2 separate regions of the Mus musculus genome follow, and region 1 is linked to region 2. A link is a loop called in an ENCODE intact Hi-C map of the cell type or tissue named here. Cell type or tissue: gastrocnemius. All regions are shown on one strand. Links, peaks and the distances in the headings refer to the core of each region. The heading gives the core; the rest is flanking DNA. Region 1 has its middle 53 kb from the start of Gm33442. Region 2 overlaps Chsy1 (chondroitin sulfate synthase 1).

Region 1 (15,749 bases), core at 4,193-12,192, 81 kb before region 2:
TACTTTAGTAAAAACAACCTCTCATAAGACAGTTTCCAGGAAAATATTACATGATACAACTGAATCTCCAAAGAAACCAGAAATTTCGATTACTATCACTGCTCTCCCCAATACAGCTCCATACCCTATCTCCACCTCTGCTAATGAATGTGTTAGCTACTTTGCCTGGTCCTGAAGCCTAGACATGATCCAAATGCTAGCCAAGCCATTCATCCCAGTGTGGCAAGAGGGACCGACATGAATATTCATTGAATTTAGGGCAAGAAAGTCTGAACTGTTGGCCTCTGTGATAGATAATTGGGAAAATGAAAGCAAATCTTCTCTCTGCTTTCATTTTCTCTTCCTTTCACCTGTCTACCCATGTACCTGATCACCCATTAACTCATTCACTATTCAGTTATCTACCTATCTATCCACAAAACCCACCTGCCTATCCACGCATCCACCCATCTGTCTATTTACCAATGCTTCCATTTAGCTACTCACATACTTATCCATCCACCCATCACTCATTTATCCATGTGCCTGTGCACCCATCTCCTCATTTACCAATTTATTCATCCATACATTCATTCATTTACTTGCTCACCCTTCTATTCACCCACCCATACACTCAGCTGCCTATATATGCAGTCACCCATACAATAACCAGCCTATCTAGTTATTCAGTGGTTTGAATGAGAATGGCTTCCCTTAGGCTCACATACTTGAATATTTAGTTCCAAGTTGGTTGACAGTTTAAGAAGGATTAGAAGGTCTTGCCTTGTTAGAAAAGGTTTGTCACCAGGAGCAGGTTTTTAGGTTTCAAAAAAATACGCCAGACATAGTCTCTGTCTTTCTTTGCCACTTGGTGCACCCCCTTCTCTCAATCTGCTTGTGCATCGTGGTGCAAGCTCTCAGTAACTACTTCAGCACCATGCCTGTCTGCCTGCTGCCATGCATGCTCCCTGCCATGCTAGTCATGGACTCACATTCTAGAACTGTAAGCAAGCCACCAATTAAATACTTTCATTTATAAGTGTCCTTGATCATGGTCTCTGTACACAAAAGTAGAAAAATAACTAAGACAGAAGCTAGTTCCAGGAGCTGGGTATTGCTGTGACAAGCCTGATCCTGCTGCATTTTGGGAAGTTGGGACTTTGGTTAGGAAAGCAGCTGAGTACTGTGAGAGTTAAAGAGGTGCCGCAGGCCCTCTGGTCCCTTGTGCCTGCGTAGGAAAGAGTCTCTAGAGTAGATGGGCAAGATAAGATGTAGTGACAGACAGATACACGAGAATGGTGTTGAATCTGAATGTATTGTTCTGGTTGAGCTTCAGACTTATTACAACGAATTATCAGAGGATACAAATCACAAAAAGACAAGATACACTGAAATTCACCAGTTACAGCAGAAAGGAATTTGCAGGGACTAATTAAATGTTTACATTAGGGATAACAAGCCCTGCCTAGGATCAGCCTAAAAGCATCAGGGGGTTGTTAACTCTTGATAGGCCTTAAGAGTAGTGTGTTATCAGGAGCTCTAAATTCTTAGGTCTAGTAAAACTTATCCTGCCTGGAGAGTTTCCCCTTATCAGGGTAGTATATCAACTTATACTTGACATAGAATGTAGCCTGTAGTAAAAGATTTCTATCTCAGTGAGACTTTTAGTCTCTATCTACAGACAGCTGAGTAAATGACAGATGTTTAATTGTTTTATGGTAAAGCTTAATTAGTTACTGAATAGGTTAAGCTCCTTGCTGCTATCTGGAATCTAAGAACACTGGAAAAAGTCTTCAGCTATGTTAGAATACAATCTTAAAAGGCATTTACTATAAGGTGATGCTTAATAGAGTGCACATGAATCTATACACTAGATTAATGTGGTGGAAATTTGAATATAATGGGTTAGGGAAAGAGATGCCATAACTCTGGGAGGAAATTTTCCCTGGACTCTTATCCTCGTGAAACAGCTTCCAGGCTTTTCGCCTGACCAACCGATCCAAACTGGAGAGTTGGCTTTCGCCAGAATATCCAGGAGGAGAGTCCTAGAAATTCATTTCTCATGAGCAGCTTTTTGGCATTTCTGCCTCACAAGCTGACTCCACCAGAGTATCCTGACAAAGAGGCACTGGAAGATGCTGCTGCTGAGAGCAATTTGAACTGTGGGGGCCCAGTTCAAGAGGTCTCAGAGGGGACTAATATTATCATCTGAGATATGGGCCATTCTTGTGATCTTTTGGCAAAGAATGTGTTTGCTTTTTGCCCTTGTCTTTAGAATCTGCCTGAGGCTAAACTGAAGAGTTTTGGGTTAATGGCATTGGCAGAGGAGATTTCAAGATGATCTAGTATTGACTGTGCCACATAGTTATTAGTGATCACTCCATGCAGAGCTATAATTTTAAAGGTGAAACAAAAAGAAATACAAAATGCAGAATTTGAGGAGAAAAAGAGCACTATAGAACGTAGGGTTGAAGCCAAATATGTGCTCAAGGACATGCAGAATTTAAAGAAAGACCTGATACTAAACAGAATAAAAGAAATGATGACCTCATGGTCAGACCCCACCCAGCTAATACTGCAACTTGTGAAAGAAAAAGAACTGAGAGATTCCTTCTATTAAAAAAAAAAAAAAGGTTATAAAGTAAAACACATGCAAATAAAATCAAGGTTCCAGCCCAAACAGGCAGAAACCTTTGGTCACATGGTTCTGGCTTTAGTGTCAAGCATACAGGAGTAAAGGGGCTGTTAGATCTTCCTCATGACTAAGAAAAGCCAGTAAGGTCAGGTGTATGGCAAGGGAGTCCCTGCCTGGAGGCCTGAAGAAGCCACTGGATAAAGCTATGGAAGTGAAGTCTGGATTGCGCTGGAGATCCCATGATGTTGAAGATGCTAGAGCTGCGGAATGTCTGCTGACAGCTGCAAATAGTAAGTAGGAACAGCCCGGGTTGGGAAGGGGCATTCTATAGTCAACAAAGGTGGAAGGAATAAGAGATCTGAAGAGCCATCTAAGCCTTTGGACATCAGACATGGAGTTCAGGTTTTGGCGTTTCCCCTGCTTGTTTCAGTCTCACTTGGTCTAGTATTTCCTCACTATGCCCTCTTACCTCCCTCTTATAATAGTAATATATATTCTGCCACTATATACTAAAGCATGTAATTTGCTTTTCTATTTTACAGGGAGTTAGAGTTAAGAGTTATCCTAGAGTCTCACAAGAGACTGTGTTGAGGCTGTGAAAGAGCATGGGGACTTGGATTAAATGAATTTTGCATTATGATTTATTGCTATAAATCTATGGAATGTGGTGGTTTGAATGGGAATGTCCCCCCTATGTTCATATATTTGATGTTTGGTACCTAGTTGGTGGACTGTTTAGGAGTATGGCCTTAGAGAAGGTATGGAGTTGTTGGAGTAGGTGTGGCATTTTTGTGACACCTGGAGTAGACTTTGAGGTTTCAAAAGTCCATGCCAGGCCCAATACCCCTCTCTGCCTCCTGCCTGTGGATAAGATACAAGCTCTCAGATACTGCTCTAGTACCATGTCTGCCTCCCTGCTGCCATGCCCCCCCCCCACATAGTCATGAATACACTCTCTGAAATGTTAAATTCCACAATTAAATGGCTTCTTTTATAATATACCTGCATTAATTAGAATTTCATTGTTGTGAAGGGACACTACGTTCACAGCAACTCCTTTAAAAAAAAAAAAACACTTAACTTGGGATGGCTTAGGTTCAGAGGTTTAGTCCATTATCTTCATGGTGAAGAGCATGGTGGTGTGCAGATAGACATGATGATGGAGAAGGAACTGAAAGTTCTACATCAGGATAGGCAGGCGAGAGAGAGAGAGAGAGAGAGAGAGAGAGAGAGAGAGAGAGAGAGAGAATGAGAGCGAGAGAGAGAGAGAGATTGGGCCTGGCTTGAGCATATGAAACCCCAGAGTCTACCTCCAGTGACACAACAAGGCCATACCTCCTAATCCCTGTCAAGTAGTGCCACTCCCTAAAGACCAAGCATTCAGCTATATGAGCCTGTGGGGGCTATTCCTATTCAGTCCACTAATGCACTTATCTACCTGTTTCCATTTACCCATCCACCAATTTCTACTTGTGTAGTTATTGACTCTTAATTGAAATATTTCCTTCTAGATGAAGGAGAGAGACTCATAAGACTCATGAGAAAATGACATCCACTAGGCTCAAGATATAAATGAAATTTATAAGGTTTGGGAAGCTCCAAAACCTTTCAAGAATCACAAGGCACCTCCCTAAGGTTACATAAGCAGGAACAATGGCTGGTGAGAGGAGACTGATGGATGGAGCGTCCTGAAATGTGTGCAAAGAGCTCTAGAGATGTAGCTGTCATGAGTTGTCTGTCACCTGGGCTGGGGTGGCTTTCAGTGACACAGCTGCATTTAGTCTCACATATTTCTATAATAAATTTACTGGTTCACTAAGTAGGAGGTGGTGGAGGTCTTTTCTTTGGTTAGTCATTGATGCCCTATCTGGGATGAACAAATATTTGTTTATGTCTCCTCAGGAAAAATAGCAGAACAACTAGTGTCTGTCTTAGTGGGGATTCTATCTCTGTAATAAAACACCATGACCTAAAGCAACTTGGAAAAGAAAAGGTTTCTTTTTACCTTATAGCTTGTAGTCCAACATCTAGGGAAATCAGAGAAGGAACTCAAGGCGGGAACCTGGAGGCATGAACTGATGTAGAGGCCATGGGAGAATGTTGCTTGCAGACTTGCTCCAGACTTACTCAGCTTGCTCTTCTTATATATCCCAGGACCAAGCATGGCACTAACCCCAGTGGGCTCGCACTGCAATCACCAATTAAGCAAATGTACTACAGATTTGCCTAATGGCACATGTTAAGAAGGCATCTTTTCAATTGAGAGTCCCTCCTCCCAAATAACTCTAGGTTGGGTCAAGTTGACACAAGAGTAACCAGGACAGTCCTCAAACATGGGCCAACATAGACAATGAGTTAGGGAGAAGCTGTTACATGTTCACTGCAAATGGAGATGAGGCATGCAATTGTGGCTGATCTATGTGAGGGTGGAGTGTCTGCTGGGAGTGGGGGCTATGTTCCATTTACCTATCCATCATCCATTTATCTGTATACTCTATCCACCTTCCCACCTCTCCACCTATCCTTCTACCCATTTGCCCATTCATCCATTCACTGTCTACCCATTTATATGCTCATCTATCCATCCTAATATCTACCTACTATCCACTCATCTACCTATTCACTCAACCACTTGGTCCCTCCTCCTTTCTGATTTCTGGACATTACAGGAAAAAACCGAAATGAGCCAAAGTCACTCACTTCAATATGAAAGTAATTAACAAAGCAACACTTGGTATTGTGGCATAAATATCCTGACAGATGTGGCTTGGATACCCTGGACACAGTAACCTCTTCCTCTAAGACTATTTCCTTGGGTGTTCTGAGGCTGGGGGAGTCTCCAGAGTAGACTCTCCTTAACTGAACAAATAGACTATTCTACATGTCAATAATTTCTGAAAATATTCCCTTCAATACACAGGGTAGCTTTTTAACAGACCTAGACAATTCCTCAGCAAAGACCAACCCCCACAACTCTCAGTCCAAATGCTGGGTCTGTTCTCGAACTACCAGAAGGAGGCTGTAGTGGCCAAGAGACATCCACTCAGGACTTGCTCTGATCAGACCATTCTGGCAATGTGTAGCCCAGGCCAGTGACTCACCCTGGGGCTCCAGGTCTCAGGCTGTCAAGTCTCCACCCTACAACAAGAACAAACCCAGGAATTCCCAAAACATGTGCTCACCTGCACAGGAGCTTAAAGACATCACTCTAGCTCCATCTTCTCTTGAGGGGGATGGAAGGAGCTATGGTTTCGTTAAAGGCTCATCTGTAGGTGCCTCATGTATAAAATGTATAAATATTAGCTTGCAGGGTTGACAAGGATGTAAATGACTGGGCGGCAGGGTTGGCATACAGCTAGTGCCTGGTAAATATTACATGTGGAGTTAGAAGGTGAGAAGGGTTCCTTTCCACTCTGATATATAGACTAGGATGTGAGGTGCACAGGGTCTAAAGTCTGACAGACCTGAAAGGAGCCGTCTTGAACCCAGGCTCCAGCTTGTACTGAGGGTAAGGACTGTGAGGGAAAAACTATAAATCAAGCCACCCTTGACCTGGCAGGAAGATCAGCTTCCCCTACACTTCCCCTGCTCTTCAGAGAGTCTTCATGACACACATCGACACACCAGATAGCCTGGAGGCCTAAGATCTCCAAGGAACGGCCTTTCACCATCAGCTGATTGGCCACAGAGATTGATCCCTGCTGACGACAGGCCCGGCCCAAGCACACCCGAGGGTGAGCTGGTTGGCTGCATTTCACAGCTGGTTATTTAAAGTTTAAAACCAGATCAGTCCACAGTAAACACAGTTTGAGAGCTGAGTGTGCCATCATGGGGTTTGCACATTCATTTCCACCCTATGAAAACACTCCCCGCTTGAAAACACACCCTGCAGGCAACATCTGCTCAAGAATTCAGGTAGAAGAAGATGATGGAGTTTTCAGAGCACCAGGTGCTGGGCTTCATTTGTGAGAGACTGAAGTCATTCAAGCAGTTCTGCCTGGGGTGATTGCTCTTCCTGTTGCTAGGCAGCAAACTTACAGGCATAGCCTGATACCGAGGTTGGGGAGCAGACAAACTAACCGTCTATAGACTGAGTAAATAGCCAAGTGCCATGAGAACAGGGCCTGGGACTGAGGAACTGTAGCAGAACATCTATTTGTCCACCTGTGATTTTTACCCAGGATGGGCAGAAGGTCCCAGCCAGCTGTTTGGTGATCATTAGAACATTCTAGCCCTTTTGGCTGCATTTCTCACCTTGGCAAGTCCTGTGTCCCTGGGACAGGACTGAGAAAACCTTCCTTCCTGACATTCTTTGCAGACAGGCACAAGCATGTGACCTGGATCAACCAATCCCATCACCTTCACCAGCCACCATATGGGGTAAGGCTTCAGAGAACAGAAGTGTCCGAACTTAAGTTAGCCTCTGAGATCTCAGGGAGCTGGTGCTGACAGCAGGGCCTTGAGAAGCAAACACAAGCTCCTGGTAGCTCACGCACAGTGGCAGGTGTCCCCTCTGTGTGATTCTGTAGAGCTGAAGTTTGCTGTAGGACCTTGAGACTTCTTTCGGAGTCTACTATTCTTACCTTTTCCAAAACTCCATTTAGTAAGCACTTGCTTTGTTTAGTCATCTTGACACACACATGTTGTCCTAACGAAGAACCACTCCTGGTTGGGAAAGACCTCAGGGCCAGAGGAATGGAAGACCTTCTTGTGTGTGAGCCTTAGGCTGGAAAAGGCTACTCTTAAAAAGTGTGTGTGTGTGTGTGTGTGTGTGTGTGTGTGTGTGTGTGTGTGTGTGTGTGAAACCAAACGCATCTTTTAGTAACACATTTCCAAACTAGGTCCGTTGATACTTAGACCATCACACTCTCAAAGGATCCCAAATTCACCAACAGGAAGCTGTGTGACACCCCCCCCCAGAAGGCCTACACCTCATAGGTGATTACAGAAAATAACACACAAGTGGAACTAGGGGTGTAGCTCAGTGCAAGAGCCCTTGCCTACAAGAGGCATAGGACCACACTGAGTTCTATCTGGAGCACAGAGAGAAAGTGGGAAGTGGGTAGGAGTGTGTGTGTGGGAGGGGGTGTGTGTGCAAAGAAGAACTCCTAGAGGCAGGATCAACTCGATGTAGCCAGCAATGGCTGCCCGGACCCTCCAGGAGCTGAGCAGGCCCTGGGAGCTCTGGAGCTGTTCCTTGCTGGCCAATCTGCAACCACGGGCAAGGCACATGCTGCCCTCCTGTCCTCACGTCCTGCCCTTGTGGAGGCTACCATTTCATTTTTTACCTCTGACCTAGGGTGTTGGAGCACACAGCTGACCTCTGTGGGTGGGGCCTGCCACATAGCCTGATCAAGGCAGCAGAATCAGCCTGACCACTTGCCTTGAGAGACACTGCCTTCTCTGCACATGGGAGACCAGGCCTGGCAAGTGCTGACTCACAAGGGGGTGGACTGTGTGGCAGACTGCCTGCAGCCATCCAGGCCTTCTCCCTTTCAGGCTGACGGAAGCCCTGTGGGGAAGGAAGCTAAATGTGCCTGTCTCCAATTCTCATTTCTCAATTAGAAGCCCCATGGCCCTCGCCCAACCAGTGAAATACAGGTGAAAGGCTCTGAGGAGAGACTCTCGTCTAAATACAGGCTCAGCACTTTGCTGGAAAAAAGACCGTCTTTGTTCTCCTGCCTCCTTCTCCCTCCCTCTTCTTCCTGCCTGGAGAGGCAATGTGATGATGGTGATGGAGGGGCTGTCTTTTGACTGTGTGATATGAAGGAATGATGGCTGCCAGCCTGAGGCAGCCAGCAGGCTGAGGAGAGTTAAAGAGGTGTGAGATGGTGGGGCATAGAGGGAGGGCCTGGCTGGGAAAGTCAGGGGTGCCTGACTCTCAAAGAATCAAGGTAGAAGGTACTGAGAAAGAGAGGCCCATGGCCCATGGGAACAGAGAGGACACGGAGATGGGAAAGTCCTTTATTGTTATTTTTAAATTATCATTTATTTGGGGAGGCTGGTGGATGCGTGCATGCATACTTCAGTGCGTGTGTGGAAGTTAGAGGGCGGCTCTCAGGACTAGACGTCTCTCTCCTTCTACCAGGTGGGCCTGAGGATCAAACGGAGCCCACCGGGCTTGAGAGCAAGCAGCTTTACCCACTGAGCCATCTCGCCGGCCCCAAAGTCCTCTACTCATTATTTGAAATAGGGGAAACCATCATCGTGGAGAGTCACAGAGCAAAACACCACACACAGGAAATTCTTCCCATCTTGTTAAGTGGGCGAAACATGAAACCGAAATTTAAGTCGGCCTTGAATTTGCATGATGTCAGTAAATATTAGGCTCCTTATTTGGCCGGGCAGGTTGGGTTTTCGTAAATAGGGATGTGGGCCTGAAGATGGTGTGTTCTCAGGCAGCCCTCTGGAACTCAGAGGGAGTCCCCAGGGGAAACCAAACACAATAGCGCCTACTTCATCATCAATGTTACACACGATCAGTTTCAGCTAAAGAATATTAAACAGAAGATTCCAATTTTTTCTTTGCAAATAGTGTTCATTACAGTCTTTTTTTTACTTATTATTTTTTTTATTAGTAATCATTATTGTTCATCTCTACCTGTGCCTAACTTTGAAATTAAACTCCATTATAGGTATATATATATATATATATATATATATATATATATATATATATGTGCTGAGTGCACAGGCTCCTGACCATCTGTGGTTTCAGACCTCTCGCAGGGGGTGAGTGGGGACTGCTGAACTCAGTCTGGAACCCCAGGGCCTTCTGACAACATGACAGAACTGAGAACAGAGCCTCAGACAGCTCAACCGGAGAAGCCCAGTGGGCAGCTGAGGGCTGGGAGAGTGGGCAGGAGGCACAGAACCACAGCTCTGGGAGGATGCTGGCTCTACATTCAGGATAACACTTACAGAACTAAAGGGCATGAGGGAGAGGTGAGGACTAGGGAGGGAAGCTCACATCCCCTCTGCACCCCAGATGGCCAGAGAGGTCATAGCCGCTGTTGTCCTTGAATGGGATGGAGCTTGGAAGTCCTCAGCGTCTTCAGGGCTTATGCTTCCGTGTCACAGACACCGCACCCAAGGCTTACAGAGCTAGAGCCATTGGCCAGAGCTAGCTTCAGTGTGATCCACATCTATTGGCTTTGGAGCCCCCACTCTACCTCCAGCTTCTTTGGCACCCATGAATTTCTTAAGGTGGCACCAGCATGCAGCCATCACTCCACAATGCTGAGAGGCTCTGGGATGTGGTCATGTGACCCTTGGGTGCTGGAGCTAGCTCATCATAGCTTGACTCTCAGTTCTCATTGATTGTGTGACCTGAGGTCATTTTTCAGCCTCTATGGATGTGTACTTTGGTTTCCTCCTCTATTTTTTTTTAAGCATGAAGGGAGTAGCCTCTTCCCCACAGCTCAGAGTTAAGCAGTACAGTCTAAGGATGGGCGCTGCGATGTTATTTTGTCACTGTTGCTGGTGTGAAGATATGCGGTTTAGGGGACCAGCCTGGGAAAGCAGCTTGAACCTGCCCACTTGAGAAGCCCCAAACCTGATCTCTGACACCCCAGCTCTACCCCTTCCTGGAAGTGGCTTCTGTTTAGACTCTCTTTTCTGAAGGTTCAGGCACAGGCTTTTCTCAGCTCTGGTCCCCACACACCCTCCCACCCCAGAGGAAGCAAAACTACCCCTGGTCAAGTCCCAGGTGGGGCTTCCTCTGGGTGGATTCCAGGCCAGCCTCCACAGCGTTGGCTGCCTCTGCCTGAAGCCATGTGTGGGCCCAAGGGCTAGCAGGCTTCCTCCCCTGAGCCCTGTCTGTTCGGAGTGCACAGTGGTTGAATGGTGGGTGGGGTGCCTGCCCTGTCCGTCTATAGGTTGTGATCTAACTCCACTGCCAGTCTCTTGTCTAGGCTGGACCCAACTCTCCTGACCCCACTGGCTCCTGGTGGGTCCAGCTGGGCTGCACGGAGGTACACCCTTTGGGCTATGTCATAGGATGCTACAACCATTCCTACCTATCTATACCCAACAGTCTACAGCGGGGAGCCTTGGGATGGTGGAGATGAGGGGCCTCTGGGTAGTGGAACCTTTGGTTTTATTCCTCTCTCACAGAAAGGCAAGCTCTAAGACGACGAAGTCCCCGCCCTGCCCAGCCCTCCGACTTCCCCAGCCCCAAGTTGTACAACAGGCACTTGAACTGCCAGAAACAGTCCCCAGATAACCTTATCAGCCACCCAGCCACAGAGCCTCTCTGCCGCGCCAGCCACCCACAAAAATAGAGCTGCTGATTAGAACCTTCCAGAAACACAGACACTGGAGCCTTCCAAAAGCTGAAGAGACATCCTGGCGTGTTCTGAAGCCCTGCTCTATCTTAAAGCAGCACGAAATATTTATTCTGGGGGTCTTCAAATCAACTCTCAGGATTTGTGGAAGGAAATTTGCCAACTACCTTTTAAAAAACACCAAAAAAAGTATCCCTCTTCTTTAAGTTCTTTAACTACCACTTCTGATAGTATAGTTTAAAGAAATAATAGGATGGAAGGAAAAAAGTACTAGTTAAGGTTGTCCGCCCATGGATTCATCAGAGTTCCTAAGCTTAACCTGAAGATGACATCATGCCCAAAAATGGGAGGAGGAAGGGAGAAAGGGGGAGGGAGGGAGAAGAGGGGGGGATTGAAGGAGGAGAATCAAGGAAGAAAAGAAGGAAGGAAGTTAGGATAGGAAGGAGGATAGATTCATGGCAACCTACCCTACTGTGTCCCAGATAGCTCTTAGAGCGTTAGTGACAGGGCTTATGGAGAGATGACTGCATGGGTAAGAGGATTCACTGTGGAAGCATGGGAATTAAACACAGATGCCAGCAGCCACAGAAAAAGCTGAACATGGCTATGTGAACAGTGACAACCCCAGCCATGGAGGGTGTGGAAACAGAAGGAGTGAGTTTTCTGGCTGTCAATCTAGGTCCTGGCTTAGTTCAAGAGGACAAGGGGAGGTGATAGAGAAGGACACTTGTGCCCTCTTCTTCTGGCCTTCACACATGTACACATGTACATGAACATAAATATACTCTATCTCTCTCTCACAGACACATAGTTTTAAAATATTTATTTTAATTATCATGTGCATGAGAATTTGCATGTATACATATAGGCATGCATGTACGTGCACCATATGTGTTCACAGAACTCAGGGGCCAAAGGATGTTATATCCACCTGAAAAAGGAGTTACAGGTAGTTGTGAGTCACCATATAGGTGCTGGGTACCCAAGCACCCAGTGTTTTTAACTGCTGAGCCATCTCTCAACAACCGTGTGTGTGTGTGTGTGTGTGTGTGTGTGTGTGTGTGTGTGTGTGTCTATATTTGTGTATCTGTATGTCTCTGTGTGTCTAGATCTGTGCCTGTGCATCTGTCTGTGTCTGTGTGTATTTCTGTGTCTGTGGGGTCTGTGTATGTATGTGTCTATGTGCGTCTGTGCATGTGTGTGGATGGGTGCATCTGTGTCTGTGCATGTGTGTGCGTTCACAGCAGTCAGAGGAGGCCATCAAGTGTCTTGTGTGATCTTTATGTCTCATTCCCCTGAGTCAGGGTCTATCACTAAATGTATAGAGAGACTGGTATCCAGCAAGCCTCAGCCATCTCCGTTTCTGCTCCACAACACAGTCAGACCTGGATTTTTATTCAGATCCTGATGCTGCTGTAGTGCCCACTCCTGCTCGCTGAGCCATCTCTGTACCCCACTAACAGATTTTAAAAAGTGAAATCATGCCATTGACCAAGCAGAGCAAGTCTTCCCTCCTGCTCCCCCAGTTTTTTAGCAAAGGTCCCCATTTAGCCTGTGAAGACCATAGAGTCATAGGGACCAGGACTTTAGAGTCACAGTGGCTTGGGCACGCAAATGCCTGTGCTTGGGAGGCAGAGGCCAGGACATCTCTGAGGCCAGGCTGAGCGTGGGGTCATCCAGGTGCTTTACACACACACCCCACTTCCAAACTGGGCCACTGTGCCTACACTGAGCTGCACACAGGACCAGCCTTGTGGACCCTGAGGAAAACTCCTGCCCTATCCCCTGCCTCCCCGTTGGCCATAGCTCTTAGTAGAACCACTCCCTTGTGCATGATTCCCTTCAAAGACACAGCACAACCCCACCCCCACCCCCCAACTGACTCACCCACACCAGTGGCTCCCATGGGACCCTCTGGCCCTCTATGACACCTGGAGGCGGCTTCCTCTTCCTGAGGCGGGGGTGAAACCCCTCTAGGGAGAACACAGCTGCAAAAGAGCCACAGCAGACTACCAAGACACCAGGTCAATTGTCCCAGCTTACTCACCTTTCCCTACCTCCCCCTGGAAGCCTCTGGGGAGCAAGATTCCTTCACCTGCCTGCTTGGCCTCTGCCCCAACTGCCTGAGGGTGTGGGTGGAAGAGGATGCTGAGGCTGCTCTGGAGACCTGGACAGGAAGGAAGCTCCTGGCAAAGGATGCCTGGTCTCTTAAACTCACCTACCACCCAAGGTGCAGATCCTGATCCAAAGCAGGAGCTATGGGAGTGAGGACATGTGAAAAACAGTCTCCCTAACTCTGCCTGCTGTGTCCCTGGAGGGTGCCACCATTCTCCAAGCGGACATGAGAGAGAAGTAGGAGCTGAGGGGGTTCAAAGTAGAAGGACAGGAAGATGAGCACATGGGGGGGGGGGGGAGATGGAGAACCAAGTAGGAAGACGTGCATCAGTCACAGTGTCCTCTGTCGCCAGTGACAGAAACTGATTCAAACCAGTGCTTGAACCCACAAGGAGGTGTGGGGAGGAGAGAAGGAGAAAGAGAGAGAGCAGCGCTATTAGCTTTCATCCCAGGACTGTCCGGTTTCAGGAATGGCCGGATCCAGGGACACTGTTCTCTGTTTACGTTCCTTATCTTGACTTGTCTTTTATCTGGGTGTTAACCTTCCATTTCTTTCTGCCAGATGGACTTTGCTGTCATGGCAGAGACTACCAGTAGCCCATGCTTACATCTGACTAGCTTGTCAAGCTAAGCAGTGGCATCTCTCTTACCCACCCACCCCCGCCACATTATGACCTGATGGGCTTCCACACAGGTTGTTATGCCTACTCCTTGAGCTGACCACTGGTTCCAGGGGATAGGAGAACGAGCTCTGAGCAAGCCTGGGCCAACAAGCTCAAGGTACTAAGAGGGCAGAGCCCAGCACAGTTCTGTCTGGAGACTAGGAGTCTGCTGTATTAGTCCAGGCTCTACAAAAAGCCTAGAACAGGGGTTATGGGAGTGGCTCAGTGAATAGAGGAGCTTGTGACCAAACTTGAGGGCCTGAGTTTGATCCCCAACACCCACATGGTAGAAGGAGAGAACGGATTCCTGTAAGCTGTCTTTTGACCTACACATGCATGTACCAAGGCTTACATTTCCACCCCACCCTCAACACATTGGCTAAATAAATGTAAAGAAAAATCAATTTACCTAGGCAGAAAATCCATGCTGGAAGCAGCTGAGCTGAGACAGACGAAGAGTGGGTCAGGGTCCTCCATAGGAGGAACTCGGTCTCCAAGCCAGTGGTTTCTCACATTGCCTTCCATCAACATCACTTATGGCTGAGGCAGGGGGATTGCCACGAGTTCAAGGCCAATTAATGTAGGCCACATAGCATGGCCTTATCTCAAGCATAAGCAATCACTCCTGGATGCAAGTAACAAACAGTAACAAACCCCCGGTTTAAGAGTGGACAAAGGGGCTGGAGAGATGGCTCAGCGGTTAAGAGCACTGACTGCTCTTCCAGAGGTCCTGAGTTCAATTCCCAGCAACCACATGATGACTCACAACCATCTGCAATGGGAGCTGATGTCCTCTTCTGGTGTGTCTGAAGACAGCGACAGTGTTCTCATATACATGAATTAAATTAATTAATTAAAAAAAAAAGAGTGGGCAAAGAAGGAAGAGATGGCTCTCCAAAGATGTGCAAACTGACAATAAGACCAGCACAAGTTACTTAATATCTGATCATTAACAAAACAAATCCAGGGGAGGGGGGTTGGGGGGGACTTCATGAAGGATGGGCCGGAAGAGGAAACAGCATTAAGGATGTAAGTAAATAAATAAATGGAAACAAGTCAAAAACACAAAACAGTACATGATAGTTCTCATGAAAGTGGCCCCCTACAGGCTTATAGGGAGTGGCACTATTAGGAAGTGTAGCCTTGCTGGAGGAAGTATGACACTGAGGGTGAGCTTTGACAGTTCAGATTCTAAAGCCAGGCCCAGTGTCCCTATCTTCCTGATGGCTACCAGTCCAGCACCATGCCTACCTGCATGCTGCCACATTTCCTACCATGATGATAATGGACTAAACCTTTGAACTGTAAGCTAGTCCCAGTAACTGTTTTCTTTTATAAGAGTGACATTTTATAAGAGTGACATTGGTCGAGCCGGGCGTGGTGGAGAGTGACATTGGTCACAGCGTCTCTTCCCAGCAATAGAACTTTGATTAAGATAGCACCCCGCACCCACAGGATAATTATTACTAAGCACAAAAAGCAGCGTGGCTGTGCACACCTGTAACACTGAAGCATCCAGGAGGACAACACAGCGGTCATGGATTCCTGGGCCATGCTGAGAACCTGTCTCAAGCAGAAATGCATCTCAAAGTGCTGGGACTCACCACCAGAGTCATCCCAAGTTCACTAAAGAGAGCAACAGGCCAAGAAGAAGGAAGACAGCCAAGTATAGCTTGTTGGTGCACACGTACGGGAGGTGGAGAGTCCTTGCACACTAACAGCTCCCGTGGCGCTTTGCCTCAGATAATAAGCATAGCAGTACCGCGTGATCCAGCTGTTCAGCTCCTGGGCATAGACTGGAAGGAACCAGGGCAAGGTGTAAATGGTACTGTTGGATTCCAGGCTCTAGGAGCTGCTCAATCCACAAGCTTTGCACCAGTCCTTTCACCAGTACCAACAGCCATCTGCTGAGACACGCTCTTTGAGCCCTTTAGCCAAGAGCCTTCTCAGTGCCAAGACCTCTCACCTGGGGCTCAGATTTACATCAAAGCCATGCGTCCTGCATCCTGCTCACATAGCACCCCCATCTGAGGATAAGGGCCTATATGTAGGCTTCTGAGAAACCTACCCCAT
Region 2 (15,749 bases), core at 2,688-10,687:
TGGAATGGGTATAGATGTATCTGAACCCTCGCTAGAGAAGAACTCCACCTTCCCGGGAATTGTCTTGGACCATGTTCTGTAATTAAAATAAATACAGATTAGAGGACAATTATTTTCAGAAATGCATGTATCTGCTTATTTTGAATCATTATGTGACTGCTTAAATTTGGTCTGCTTGCCTCCTTCAATGGAGACTCCACTGACTCCAGATTCATTTTCATAAGAACCCCAAGTGAAGGGAGGGTAAGGTATTGTTAAGTTCTACTTACAGCTGGAAACCAAACTGACTCAGCAAGATCTAGGTAGCCAACTTTTGGATTTCATCAACTCCTACTGACAAGCCCTCAGCTCTGTAAGATGGCTACGCAGGTGAAGAAACAAACTGCCAAGCCTCATCACCAAACTGAGTTTGGTCCCCAGAGGCCACGTGGTTGAAAGCGAGAACTGACTCCAAGTACTTCTGCATCTGCACCACGGCATGCACACGCCCACACACTCCCACAAAGTAAATAAAATGTAAAAAAGAAATAAATGACGGAATCAAATTTTCCAGTCAACAAAGCTTGTTGCAAAGTTCCTCTTGCGCCAAGCAAGAGGGACGCAATGGTGAACCAAAACACAGCTGGGAGTCATGAGCTGTCAGACAGACATTGTCGGGATGGCCACGTGTGGATGCTCTCAGAAGGAGCACACAGGCAAAGGAGGCCCTGAACAAGGATGCTGCCCTAAGGCAGGGTGAGTGCCCAGGACGCTACAGTCAAAGCAGGGTGCAGAGCACGGCAGAGTGCTACTGGAGAGACAGAAAAATGCAGCAGAACTAGAGTCAGAGCCAAGCAGAGTCGTCTTCTATGCTATGCCATGGGAGGCACCAAGTGACCACAGCAGGAGAAAAGGCATGCACACTCCGAAATTCCCAGCCAGTGAAAGATCAGTGACCAACTAAATGGAAACAACGTATCCAGCTGAGAACAACTAATTTAAGGTCATCATAATGTCCTTTCCTTTGCTTCAGGCTACTGCTAAGAACTTAAGTAATTTAGCTACAATCATTCATTTATATGGATTACTTCCAATATAAAAATGACAACAAATAAAATACAGGCTGAATATCCTTTAAGTACTTTTACATTTTAAAAAATGTGGATATATATTTTTAAAAAAATGTGGATATGCCAGTCAAGTACCCCAATCCAAAATCCAAATGCTCTGAACCTGTCTGTCACTGGTAGAACTGAACACTGCACTCAAAAAGTCTCCTATTTCAGAGCACTTTAATTCCCACATTAGGGGGTTAGAGAGGTGGCTCAGCGGTTAAGAGCACAGATTGCTCTTCTGAAGGTCCTGAGTTCAAATCCCAGCAACGACATGGTGGCTCACAACCATCTGTAATGAGATCTGATGCCCTCTTCTGGTGTGTCTGAAGACAGCTACAGTGTGTACTTACATATAATAAACCTTTAATTCCCACATTAGTGATGCTCAATTTGTATTAAATTTAATATTAAGAAAATCAAGACCCAACATGGTGGTGCACACCTTTAATCCCAGTACTACGGAAGCAGAAGCAGATGGATCTTTGAGCACTAGGTCAGTCAAGGCTACATAGTGAGACCCTGCAGAATGTGGGCAGGGAGAAGAAAATAAAGTCATGAATTGTAGATACAGGCTAATGGTAGAGTGCAAGGCCAGAGGGTCAATTCCCAGTCTTACTGTCTCTGTCTGTCCCCTACCCATGCACCATACACTGCCCCATACACACAGGTTCCAAGTGACAGTCATTCACACATTTTAATTTACTTAACCAGGACAACTTTATTTCTACAGTGAAAAGATAACTTGGGCCAGCTAAATCTACAAAAATCTTTTATGGAGAGGTCTAGGAGAAAAATATCTTTAAATGTATTCTAAGCCAGGTATAGTGTACAGGTATGTAATCTCAGTGCTCAGGAGACTGAGGCTGGGTCAACTGGGCTACTTAGGGTAATCCTGAAGTACAAAAGTAGGGAGACTGGAATTGGAGGAGCTGGAGGCATGGCAGACATAACTTCATTCTCTCCTACAGTACAGGAGACATGGAAGTGTCACACACTGATCTTCCAACCAAACTTAACTGTAGCCAAACCTAACACAGGATCTACCCTCCAAACCGCCTCTAAAGCAAGTCACGGTGCTCAGCACTCAGTGCCACATGGCTGTTGCCACCATCAACGCTACAGTTTCCATCTTGTGAAACTGAAGTTCTAAAGTTATTGTTAATAACTTTAAATGAGATACTTCAAAAACAAAACTACTTTTCATTTATCTTCCTAACCAAAATATAAGGAATAAAAATAACCAAATTGCCTGTTCACAACTGCATAAAACATTCTATCAGATTCCTCTCAGAAAGTCCAAGGATTGAATATATCCTATTTTCTCATAGCTAAAGTATTAAATATGAAGTGTGTCAGTGTTTTATTTACCAACAGCAAATACTGCCAACTGTTAGCCAATCAACAACTAGAAACCACACCTATTTCAAAGCGTCAGAGTCTGGAGAAGTACATCTTAGAAAGGGTCGGACAGCGCTGCAATTAATGTTCTCCCAACGCCTGTGGACTAGTTTAAACAGATTTGTGGACTCTGTGCCAGGCGGCTCTTTAGGAAAGAGCCATGAAACAAATGACACAGAAAACTCTTATCACATTAGATTCTATACCAGGTACTGTACATCATTTCAACAAATGATGTGCTCTTTTAAATTAAAAAAAAAAAAAAAGCGAGCTGGAGAAATGGCTCTGTAGTTAAACACATTTGCTATCTTGCAGAGGATGAGGGTTGGGGACCCAACACCCACATAAGGCAGCTTACTACTGCTTATAACTCCAGTTTCAAGGAATCTTCTTCCAGTCTCTGAGAACACCAGCACATATGATGCATGCATGCATATATTCATGTACATATACACACATATATATATGGAGAGACTCACATATGCACATAAATCTGTGAGATATATGTGAGTGTGTGAGTGTGTGTGTGTGCATGGTAGCACAGAGCTATAGTCCCAGTTACACAGAAGGCAGAGGTACAACAGAACAACCTGAGACCATGAGTTTGAGATCAGCTTGGGTAGGCAACATGGTGAGACTCTCTTTCAAAAAGAAAAATAGAGCAAAAAGGTAAAGTAAATAAAAGAGAGGTGAACTGTTAATGTAAGGAGAAACCAACTCTACTGTAAAGGGACAAATCCTTTGGCAAACAGCTACAACATACAGAATTATGACAACTTCTAGGTAACTAACTTTCTGATGTGGTCATGACTGCAGGAGAAAACACTTCCCAACATTCCTCTAACCACAGGAAGCCAGTGTACCCCACCCTTTTAAGCCAAGGAGCCCTAATTCTGCTGTCCAGTAATGTTTGGGCTTTCTTGTTTTCTTTTAGTCACAATAATTCTTTGAAAATGTAAATAATCTCAATTCTTGGCACACAACAGAGGTCAATGAACACGTGGAATGAGAACTGTCCCCTCTTATACAGCAGGTGACTTTACAGATGCTGTGTGTTATGTTTGCCAAGGGACAGAAATCACTTCCAGATGAGCTTCACAGAACTGTCCACCAGTGCAGCCATACTTTCTACAATTTCTACATGAAGAAAACCAAGTTACTCAAAGCACTAAAAAAAATTGTTCAGAGGGAAAGTCAGAGGCTCCATGAGTTGAAATATACTACAACTTGTGGTGCTTCTGAAACGTAAGTTAAAGCTAAATAATGTCTACCACCTTAGGAGGGGATTTTAAAGGTAAGAATGAACAACTTATTGCCTATCGATATAAAGAAGTCATTATGTTTCTACGCTAACGTGTGATTACAAAAACAGAGCAAGTTCTATGTAACACTACAGCAACCAACCCCAAAATCACAAAAATACTGAATCAAGAGGATGCTGGTGGGAGAAGGAGCAGCTAAGGCAATTCCTGTCTTCAAAGAAACAACCTATTACAGATCGTTCTGCAGTGCACGGGCTCTGGAAGTGCACTGCTAGGGTGAGCGAGCCCTGACTCCAGTACACCGCTGCCTCAGTCCGACTTACTATTAGAGAAGGCAGAGGCTTGCAAATTAGGTAGGGAAAGAAGAAGTAAGAGACAGGAAGTGTGTGCACTGTAGCGATGGATGTGTGGAAGGAAAGTCTCACACATTTCTGCCTAAAAACCTAACCCTCAAGCCATGTACTGTATTTGAATTTTGTTTAACTCTCAATTTCAGACACTGTTTTTGGGTAGAATTCTAAAAAGAGTTTAAATTTTAAGTATTTTTACTCAAAACACTAGGCTCTTCCTATCTGCCTAAAGATCAGAATTCATTTCTGCCTGTGCTCTTTGCCAGTGCCCCAGGCAGAAGCAAGCAGGAAGAAAGCTCTGCTAACACAGCTGTCACAGATGCAATTAATGTCCCAACTGTGACTTGAAATGCTGTAATTTGTCTAAGAAGAGAAAGCAATTAATTTTAAAACAGACAATCTAACCTCAAACCTTCCTTAAAAGCTCCTCTGCGTTTTTTGGTAACCCCACCCAATTATTATCCAGTCCTTTTTAGGTAACCTAGGGCAAGCCTCTTGTTGTCTTTTCTATTCTAATTGAAGGGTGGTTTGAGGAAAATCTTCTCATTATGAATTCTTTGCAAACCCTCCAATCTTAAGAAATTGTGATCTTCTCAATTAGGGTTCCACAAAGTGAATTCATTTTGGAACATAACTCAATTCTGTGGTGGGAGGAAGAGGGGAACGATATCCATAATTTCAAACTGAAGGCAACATTGCTGAACAAGCAAGCTTGCCCTTCTTCTGTGATCAAAACAGGTCAAGTTCTGTGATTTTCATAACCAAATGTCTACTTGGCCATCAACACACTTGCTGCCTGGGGCTCTCAATGGAAATGACAGAACATTTGCAAAGGTCCTTGCCAGAAAGCTCAATTTTCAATGGTCTGATACACAACTCTCTCTACAGCCCAGATAAGACAGCTGAAATGTGAGAGTGCCAAGGAAATCTTCTATTTCCCCAAGTTTCTAAATGCTATCTGCTGTACAGATTAAACCACACTAAGAAATGCAGCTGAACAGCTGGCAGGTTCTAGTCAATATCACCGTAAGAAAAACTACATCTACAATACAGACACTGTCCTGGGTAAGCAGCCATAACATGTGGCTACGTTTACAGAGCAGGCAAAAAGGACTAAGAATGTAGCAAGTGATATACAGTGTATGCCTAGCAAGTTCAAGAGCCTGGACTCTATGCCCTACCCCTCACAACTTAATGCAGGGAAGACTATATATAGATATCTTGGCTTACTAAGTATTCAAAAGTAATGCACAGCTCTACCCCAAAGTATTCATTGTGGTTGTTTCTAGGTGGGGGATTTGAAAATACTCATTTAGGAGCTTGAGAGGTGGCTCAACCATAAAGAACATTTGCACTCTGCTTCTTTGGGCACTAGGCATGCATGTGGTACACAAACATACATGCAGGTAACACACACACACCTAAAATGAAGTCTTACCAACATGGCTACCTAAGCATGCCCTGAGCAAGGGGACAACAATAGGCATGCTAACATGGAGGGGGGGTGTGTGAGGGGACAAAGAATGGGAGGCAACTGAGGACTGCTGAGAGCAGGGGTAACTGCCTTCCCCAGGGAAGAGCACGCCAACTAGTTACCCAATAGCAAATGAGCAGTCTTAAAACCATATACATACAAGTAACATTGTAAAGACTGAGCAGGTATTTATGTATTTAGGAACACACACACACAAAACCAAGGAAAAAGAGGTTATGAATTTGAAAGAGATGGGAGGGGTATGTGGGAAGGTTTGGAGGGGTAAATGTAATTATAATCTCAAAAATTAAAAATTTTAGGATAAAAAAATTTTGAGTGCTTGCTTCAGCAGCACAAACTGGAATGATACAGAGAAGATTAGCATGGCCCCTGCACAAGGATGACACACGCACATTTGTGAAGTGTTCCATATTTTTTAAAAAAAATTTTTTTTAATTAAAACATTTAATTTTCTTTGTATTTTCTACATTTTCTATGATAGATAGATATATTTATGGGGGGGAATTCCCCAGGGGAAGCTTTATGTAACAAGAAAAAACAGACGACAGAACAGTTTATTTTGTAATAATCTTATCCAACAGGCAAATCAAAGAAAAGTGGCCTAAGATCAAGTTCCTCCTTTTACAGTTTCTACATTTTAATAGTTACGCTAATTTTCCTAATTAGAAAGGCGGGAAGACTTTCTATTCCTCAAACCAGTCTTACACACGTCGCCTGCTGGTTACAGCGTGCTAAGCTTGAAAGCTACAATCACCGAGGATACAGTTTCTCAGGCCTGTGGCTGAGTGACTGGAGTCTAAGCAGGAAGACAGAATGCTTGTAGAACTGATGGACACTAGGAATTGAGAGAACATAATCCTTTCTGTTAGGGAAAGGATTTAAGATCATGTAGCCAAAATGCATGCATAGGGAGAAAAGTGAGCAGGAGACTAATCCCAGAGAGAGGAAGGTGAGGGGTGGCCCAGACCAAAGCAGGAAGGGAAAATCTTGACGAATATAGGGTGCTCTGCCCTGTGCTCTGCCAGGGCAAACGGCCAGCTTCAGCACGCTCAGGAGGTACCTACCTTCTGCTTGAGCAAGCGCCTGTGTTCAGACCTGAGATCGAAGTGTTACCTGTGTGTGCTAACATCGGCCCACACTTTCAGCTAAGCTGTCCAGGAGGCAAAAGGAGATGTCACAAAACTGTCCTAGTTCAGGGTTCTGTGTAAGAGCTACCTCAGACACGAGGTCCTAGGAGAACAGCCTCCTCCGGGCCCACTCAGGGAAGGTGGGTAAAAGCACCCTGTGGGAAGCAGTCTGAGGACAGGCCGTCTCAACCCATCCTCTCACAAAGTGCTGTACAGAAGGAAGCTGCTGTGGTCCAGTCAGTCAGAGTAGACAGGGACCTGGGAGGACTCAGTCACTAACTGACAAGGGCTGTTTTTCTCTCAGTATAGGAACCCTACTTTAACAGTCCTTGGCATCCCTATGGGTTCGTGGTTTCTGGGTATATATGGTTTCCTCTCAAGTCAACTGACTCACTGCGCCTAAGACATGAGTAATCTCAAGCTGTTACAGGAATAGGTGAAAAGTAGAATAGAGAACAGTGGAGAAATTATTTTAAAAGGTTAAATTATACTCTTTACTGCTGATCTTTAAACAGACTTACTGGGAAAGCAAGTATAAAAGTGTATGTTTGCTTTACCATCCAAGCACTTGGGAGACTGAGGCAGGAAGATACCCAGTTGGGCTGTATTATTCTAAAAGGAGGGGAGGGAAGCCCTTTTCTTATACCCTCCCACTTCGACAAAGGTCTGGACAAGTAGTGCAGAAGACATTCCCAAGTATTAGAAGCCAGTCTGCTGAACCCAGCTTCACAACCAGCAACAAGAACACGCACCAGGAGACCATAACACATCTTTCTTTCTTTCTCTCTTTCTCTCTCTCTTCCTCTCTTTCTTTCTTTCTTTCTTTCTTTCTTTCTATTTTGAAACCTAAGAATTAAAACGCAGAGTATAAACGAGAGAAGATGTGTCGTGGCTTTCTTCCAGTCTCCAAGTGAGAAGAACCACAGAGCTCTCTGAACACCTTCTGTACTGCTGTTGTATACTTAAAGTTCTTGATTTTCCTGAGCTACAGTTCTTATTAGGCCCAAGTAAGTGTTTTTGTCTGGTTTGTTTGTTTGTTTGCTGGGGGTGGGATGAGTATATAGTATATATACACAAAATGTAAATTTTTCAGTTCTTAGAACAAACAAACAAACGAGCCAATAAAGAAGTGATGCAAACAGCAGAAGCATCCCAGGCTCTCTTGTGCCTCGGTGTCCTGTGCTGTGAGGTGCGACCTGGAATCAGCCTGTTCACCAGCTGCCACCCGCCCCCCTTCACTCAGCAATCACAGGCTGCTCTACAGCCTCTCACTCTTACCAGGTGGAGGACTCTGAAGTATCATTACCACAGGAAACTCAGGGCCAGCAAGGACAGGCAGCTCATGAGTACCAGCCAAGTGGACAAACAGGTGGCCCTCTGCAGCCTTCTGGGCCAGCCCACCTTCTCACTGGCACTTGTTCTTGGTTATCTCCTTTTATTTCACAGTGAGGACCGGAGCGACGATAAGACCCAGGAAACAGTCCTCTCAGATAAGGAGGGCAGCCTCCACTTCCACCTGTCCTTTGTCTGCCTGGCTTGGCAACAGAAAAACTCCTTTAGATTGTGATTGGGTTTTATTCTTAAGCCAAAAAAAAAAAAACTTGACTCAAACCCTCCTGTGAGATCTTGCTTACTAGCACAGATCCTGCACACTTACGTGTAGACATTGCCATAAGAAACAAACTCAACAAAGCTTAACACAACCAGCCTCCAAGTAGCAAGACCATCAGCTGAGCTTCCAATCACAGATCCCATCAATCACTCTCACGCTGAGATACCACGGACACAACTCGGGTTCCTGAGTCTGGTGCATGTGATGTCCCAGAGGAAACTCCAATTCCCCAAACTCCAAAAGACAATCCAAATATTCCAAAATGGGCTCAACCTATTAACTATACGAACTAATGGGCTGTAGGAGGATTTCTGGTGGTCAGATCTAAGCCAGCATCCACCAGGCCTTCCCCTCTACCAAAACAAGTGAATACCTGTGGTGCCTATTAACACACCTAGCCCTTTCACCTCCTCCGTAGCTAAACTCCCTCCAGCTCCTGGGTTTCCATGCAGAGTTACTCAGTTTTGGTATAACCCCCACTATTCTCCCTGTGTCCAGCCCTCCAGCTTCTCCGCTCCCACTTCTCTCTAGGTTCCCTGTTCTCTATCCCTGCTGTTATTCTCTGTTCTCTCAGACAGCCCTGGCCAGTCTGTGCTCAGTCTACTTTTCATCTCTGCTCTGGACTCTTCCAGATGCCTCTGGCTGTGTCCTCTCTCTCTCTCTGTCTCTGTCTGTCTGTCTCTCTTTCTCTCTCACACACACACACACTTAACCACACATTGGCTGGCCGTGCCATCAGTTTCTATAGCACACAGGTGTCTTCCCTCACAGGCCCTTGGTGTTCCTGCTGTCACTTTCCAATAGCTCACGGCTCTCCTTTCTCATCACCCACCACTACCATTTCCTGCTACGTCATGACTTAGAAAACCTGAAATTGTCACTGTCTTTAAAACTCCTACCCGTTCTTCAAGGCTCGAAGAGGAGGATGGGTGGGAGTGTGGTCAGCCTGCCCTTGCTCGATGCCCCTCCTTCTGCTCACTTCTGCTCACACTTTGTGAGCCCTTGTCACTCAACAGTCTTCAGCTCTTCATCTAAACTAGGCCCTGTGGGGCTACAGCCCAGTATTAGTAATCTTTCAATAACCAACAGCGAAAACACCTGAGTCCTGCTGGCGACCGCACCAATCTCACGAGGACGGACATCAGAGACCTTCTGACTTTCACAGACAGATAAAAATCACACTCATCTCCAGACCACATCTTTCACTAGTCTCTTTCTACATGTAATTCACAACTTGAAATTAAGTTGTGCTCCAAAGCACACTTAAAAGTTGGTTATTTGGATTTTTACATGTAAACACCTTCCAAATGTTTGCTAAAATGGACTGCATGGAAGAGAACAACTGGCCTGTTATGGAGACGCTCATTAAGGCTGACAAGAGGAACAGTCTGCCTACTTTCAAGGCATTAGGAAGGGTCATTAACTGATAAAAGCTATCCAAAGAGTCCTGTTCTCACTTTTCTTCCCACACACTAATGCTAATCACTCCTGGATTCCTGGACAGAAACCGGCAGCCAGTCACATCTTCAGGGGAAGTAAATAGCAAAATAAAGAAAAACAAACAAACAAAACAAAACAACAAAAACTGTCACCCATCTTTAGGCCAGGGGCAGTAAGATCCAAATAACTGTGAGGTGTTAGTAGGATAGCTCAATGTTTTTTCTGTGTGTGTGTGTGTGTGTGTGTGTGTGTGTGTGTTGTACAAGACTAAAAACAGTTTCAGGCATCATCTTCATGAAAGCTGTCCACTTCTTGAAACAGGCTAAGTTGGCTGTCCAGTAAGCCCCAGGAGTCTTGCCATCCCCCTCCATACCTGGGTCCCACACTAGAACTCAGGTCCTTGCACCTTGCAAGCACTTTACTAATTGGGCTATTATCTCCAACTGAAGTTCAGTGTTCTAAGCATTAAAAACAGATGAGGAAAAAAGAGCTGGGTATACCAGCAAACAGGTCTGTGACCTCAGGACGCAAGTCTGAGGCAGGAGAATACCAACCTGAAGGTCATGGTCAGCTACTTAACAAGATTTCTTTTCCTAAGACTGTAAACTGTCTGAGCACTGATGCCTTGGAGGCTGGAGCAGCTATGAGCCACCTGACGTGGCTGGGGCTGTCTTCTCCTTCTCAAAGCAGAAAAAGAAATACTTCCTTTGAAAAAATCCCCTCCTCAACTCTACTCCCCACCTGGCCTGGTGGTAACAAAAGCTGTAATCCTAGCTACCTGGAAACTAAGGCAAGTTCAAGGCCAGCTTAGGCAACTTAAGGAGACCCTGTCTCATCTGAAAACTCAAAAGGGTGGAGGGTGTTGTCCAGTGATAGTTATTTACCCAGCATGCTCAAAAGAACTTTCACAGGACAGTACCTTTTGAAGACAATACCTTTTTGACTTTAAGGAGGGAAATCTAAAATCAGGAACAGGAAGCAGTGGCTTCTACTTGCAGTACCAGCACTCAGGAGGGTGAGAGGCAGGAGGATCGCTAAGAATTCAAGGCCAGCTTGGACTAGAGTGAATCTCAGGAAACAAAACAACAACAAGAGGTGTGCACTCACTGGCTGCTCTTCCTGAAGACCTTGGCTTTGTTCCCAGCACCTGCATGGTAGTTCACAACCATCTCTAACTCTAGTCTCAAGGATCTGAGGCCATCTTCTGGTCCCCTTGGATACAGGCACACACATACACAGACATACATGCAGGCAAACAGTCATACACATAATAATAATAACAATAATAATAATAATAATAATAATAATGGAAAAAGCAGGTTAATTACTTGACTATTTAGAATCTATATAATTTTAAAAACTAAGAAAAAAATCAAGATAATATGAACTACAGTTAGTAACTTCAGACACCCAATCAACCTGTTGATAATTAACACACCAAATTACTACATGTGAATCATGATATTTTAAAGTAAAAATACATAATAGACAAATAACTTTGCAAATGAGCCTACACAAATTATTTTCCTTATTTATAGTCTCAGCTACCCATTTCCCTTTCTGCTCAAAGCTTCAAGTGGCTTTTCCACTCACTCAGAATGTAATTCCGTGAGTCTGAACAGTCAGACCCAGTTCCTTCTTTTATGGCCTTCTTGGGGTTCCTTCCAACTTGGCTTCTGCCTCTCTGCATCAAGCTTTCCCTTTGTCAATATGTTTATCAGTGATAGTCACACAACCAGCCTTTCACTATCTGACCCGGGGGGTACAAATGCCCCTTTCTCTAAAGCCTTCACAACCAGCTAATACAGATAGGACACCACCCTGCCCACCCCTGTTCTATTTTCTCCCATCACTGGCCCAACCCCTTTTTAGAGCCAGTCCCTTTTAATACAACTAGCAGAACAGACATCTGACTTGCTGTGCCTTCAAAATTGAGTTTTAGATCCACAATGGCCATGCGGGTCACCTGCTTTACAAAGGGCTGACCTGTACCTAAGTGCACTTAAAACGTTTGAATGAGCCAGGATCACTCCTGTGAGCCTAGCAGCTAGGCAGTTACACAGATCTACAAAAGTTGGCTCCAGATGGTCTCTATCCGTGCACTTCTGAGTTCCATCCCACCTACTTTTAGAACTGTTCTCCTACTAGCTACCACTGGTCAGCTGTCTCTCGGTGCACTTCAAGTGCACAAAGGCAGAGCATATAGAAGTGGAGTTGTTCCATCAGTAAAGCATTACAGTACAGTAACTTTAGTCCAGACAAGTGTACCTTCCTGGATTTTTCTAGGGCCTCTTGGCTCCCTTCTTGATCTCAGTCCCGGAAGGAAAAGGTTGCTAGTTTCTAGTCCCAAAGCACAAATTCTGACTTTATCAATCTTATACCACAGTGCCCTCTTACTAGAAGTGTTGGCATCTCCTTCACCTATAAGGCAAACAACTGTTTTATTAAATTAGAGGATGAGGAAGAGATGAGGACAACAAACTGAAGGAGGTTTTGTTTATTTGAAGACCAAGTCTCATGGAGCAGGGGGCCTTGAACTTCTTTTTTTTTTTAACTTATTTTATTTATTTATTTATTTATTTATTATATGTAAGTACACTGTAGCTGTCTTCAGATCTCATTACAGATGGTTGTGAGCCACCATGTGGTTGCTGGGATTTGAACTCAGGACCTCCGGAAGAGCAGTCGGTGCTCTTAACTGCTGAGCCATCTCACCAGGCCCTGGGCCTTGAACTTCTAACCTGCCTGCCTCTATCTCTTGTGCCTGCCTCTATCTCTTGAACGCTGGGAGTTTCTCATATGATGAAGAATGAGCCAGGTGTGGTGGGTGGCACACAAACTCAGGCTCCACTTTTTATGCTACAAGATTCAAGAATCAAACTACATTAACACAGTACTGTACATGGAGCTCAGTGTGGACTTCTACGCCAGGCTGTAACCACCTCACCACCTCCCTCTCCCAACTCAGGCCTCCCTTGAATTTTCCCTAAGGCTAGCCAATCTAACTACAGGGCTGAGAGGCAGGGACCCTGAGCAGCAGGGAGTAGGTCTCATGTGCTCTGCTTTCTTCAGATCACAGATAAAGAGTAAGTCCCCACTGCCTAAAAGAAAACAATGAGAAAATCTTAACAATAAAGAAGAGACAGAAAGGATGACACACACTTAACTTGGCAAGATGAGGTTTGGGAAACCATGGTCAGCTATAAAACTAGTGTACACTATACATGTATACTTCTTGGTATCACAGGCACGATCCCTAGTGACTTGTGTATACTGATTTTATAAGAATAAAAATGTACGTGGAGGGGTGGTCATATCATCTATCTGAACAAACTACTCTGGCAATTGTCCCCAGAGTTATGATTTCATGTCATCTGTCACTAAACTGTAATTTCATGGATTTATTTTCAAAACCACAACACAATCTAGTGGCCTTTTCCTCAATTTAGCCTTATTGCTGAAAGGGCATTTATTTTATCTACAAGTATCTGTTGTGTGGCCGTGCAAATGTACCTCATGGCAGAGGTGTGACAGTCAAAAGGACAATTCCGGAGAGTCAGCTCTCTCCTACCCTGTGAGATCTTTCTGAGGACCAAACTCAGGTTGTCAGATTTCTTAACAATCATCTTTACCTTCTCAACCAAAGGAGGGAAGGGTCCTTTTCTCATTTTTTGTTTGTTTATTTGTTTGCTTAACTTTTTTTTTTTTTTTTGAGAGGGGTCTCAGTGTTAGTCATATCTGGCCTGGAATTCTATGTAGACCAGGCTGGCTTGGAAGTCACAGAGATCCACCTGCTTTGCCTCCCAAGTGCTGGGATTAAAGACTGGTGCCACCACATCTGGTCCTCAATTTTTTTTAAAAGATTTATTTATTTATTATATGTAAGTACACTGTAGTTGTCTTCAGACACTCCAGAAGAGGGCATCAGATCTCGTTACGGATGTTTGTGAGCCACCATGTGGTTGCTGGGATTTGAACTCCGGACCTTCGGAAGAGCAGTCGGGTGCTCTTACCCACTGAGCCATCTCACCAGCCCTGGTCCTCAATTTTTGACAAAGATATTAAGTCAAAGAACATCTGGAGAACTATAGCCTACTTGCTCTCAAACTACTCCGCTAGTCCACATACAGCCTGCCACCTGTGGCCTCTGGCCATTCAGAACTGTTCTTAGCACGACGCAGCCTCTGGACATTAGCAGCAGGAATGGTGGTCAAGCCTTTAAACGCTTTAACTGCTCTTTCCTCAATCCCTCACTTGAGTTAAAGAAAGAAGAGATCCAGCCATGCTTGTTTTCTTATACCGTCTGCTGCCTGAAAACTTAGACCAGAAACTGGATTCAAAAGCCAAGTTATAAAAGCACTGGTTAAAAAATGTAAAAACAAACATCAACTAGTATAGCCCTGCTCACAAAGCTCAGCCCCAGAACATCCGTGCTCTGAAACCATTCCTGCCACTGAGTCTCTGCCTGGAAGAACGCCAGACTTCACCCGTACAGTAAAGGTTTTTGTACTTCACACACACAAAAGTTTCCACGAGTCCCTTCCTTCACCTGGGTCTACCCCTCTTGTATTTCAGATTCACTTCAATGCAAATACAGTTCTAACCATGCCCTCCACTCTAAAACCATCTCCTTTTCTAAAGGCAGCTTTGGCTAATCCCTTTGTTAATCCTGAACATGATCGCTGCCACTTCTACTGACTCCTTTAGCCTACTAGGGCCCAGTTACTTCCTACCACGCATACGCCTTGGTGGCTGCGCTGGGGAACACCAGGCTGCAGTCTTACAATGACTAAATCGATCACACAAACTGTTTTTCCTCAAGGTTCTTTTTCTCTACTTAACAAACCAGAGTGTTGCTCAAAGGCAGAGTGGAAACGCTCACCAAAAGTGAGAATCTTAAAGTACAGTACGGAGGAGCCCTAGCCAGGTTAATTTAAGCGGGCTCTCCCTTCGAAATGACAAAGTGCCTATTTTAGAGACTCAAATTATAACTCTGCCTCCACTATCGCAGGTACAACATTGAATTTCGCCACCACCTTATGGGGGAGACTCGTTCCTTTTAACAAAGAAGTCTTGAACACAGAAAGCTTACGTGTCTCCCTGGAGATGAGGTTGAGAGGCACACACACTGAGGCCAGCGTACTCAATCCCAAAGCCTTGCCCTTGAGAGATGCTCACCATCCTAAGCCCTGCTGCCTTTGCGCTGAGCCGCTGGCAGCTACCAGAGAAGCCTCCGGGGAACCCGTAACGCCGCCCGCCCGCCAGCCAGGATGCCGGATGCAGGCGATGGCATCCACGAAAGGGGGGCTCACCTGTAGGCGGCCACGGCGCGGGTCTGCAGGTATTTCTGGGCTGTCATGACTCCCACGAAGAGAAAGTTCCTGTCGCGCGGGACGCCCTCCGCGGCCGAGCCCTGCGGCCAGAGCTGCGCCCCGCGCGCATCGCCGCGCGCCCCGCCGGGCTGCGACGCCTCCTGCCCTGGCCGGCATCCCTCGGGACTGGGGCGCCGCCGCGGGCCCACTCGCTTCAGCTCCGAGGCGCGGGGCAGGACGAGCCGCGAGGCCAGCACGAAGCCCAGCACGAGCCCGAGCAGCATGCTGAGCCAGGCGCGCCGGCCGCGCGCGGCCATGCCCGCGCCCCTCCGCCCGCCGGGCCGCTGTCCCGCTGTCCCCGCCGCAGGCTCCGCGCGCCCTCAGCCCACCGCCCCCGCCCGCGGAGGCCAGCCCGCCCTAGCGCCGCCAGGCCCGGCCCGGGCAGCGCCGCGGCCGCCGCGGGCCCGCCGCGCCCATCGCGGCTCCCGAGCCGCCCGCAGGCCCCGCGCCGGCGCTTTGTTCCGCGCGCCCGCCCGCACCGCCGCGGCCTGCGCCTTTAAGAGGGGACCATGCCCCGCGCGCGCGGCCGGCGACTCCGGCGCGAGGCGACAGCGGCTCCCGCGGCTCGCGTCCCCCGGCTGGCTCGGCTCGGCTCGCGC

The links. Peaks named below come from ENCODE experiments on the same cell type or tissue, not always from the same donor. Only the 100,000 strongest peaks of a DNase experiment are listed, where the experiment ranks them.
Region 1: it touches region 2 in a loop (2.1-fold over the local background); 17 of 42 quality-filtered maps call a loop at or near these places.

Annotation. Positions count from the first base shown.
Region 1 is chr7:66,191,815-66,207,563 of GRCm38, reverse strand. No RefSeq gene overlaps it. Among named protein-coding and RNA genes, the nearest start is that of Gm33442, 53 kb to the left of the region's middle. In gastrocnemius, for the core only: no CTCF peak of the experiment used is centred there; a DNase peak (open chromatin) is centred at 8,060; H3K27ac peaks cover 866 bases.
Region 2 is chr7:66,109,569-66,125,317 of GRCm38, reverse strand. Chsy1 (chondroitin sulfate synthase 1) reads right to left here. Exons shown (of 3, transcript NM_001081163.2): 1 at 15,091-15,749; 2 at 1-76. The coding sequence starts at 15,407. It also overlaps the pseudogene Gm23042. Among named protein-coding and RNA genes, the nearest start is that of Chsy1, 8.0 kb to the right of the region's middle. In gastrocnemius, for the core only: no CTCF peak of the experiment used is centred there; DNase peaks (open chromatin) are centred at 4,905 and 6,743; H3K27ac peaks cover 572 bases.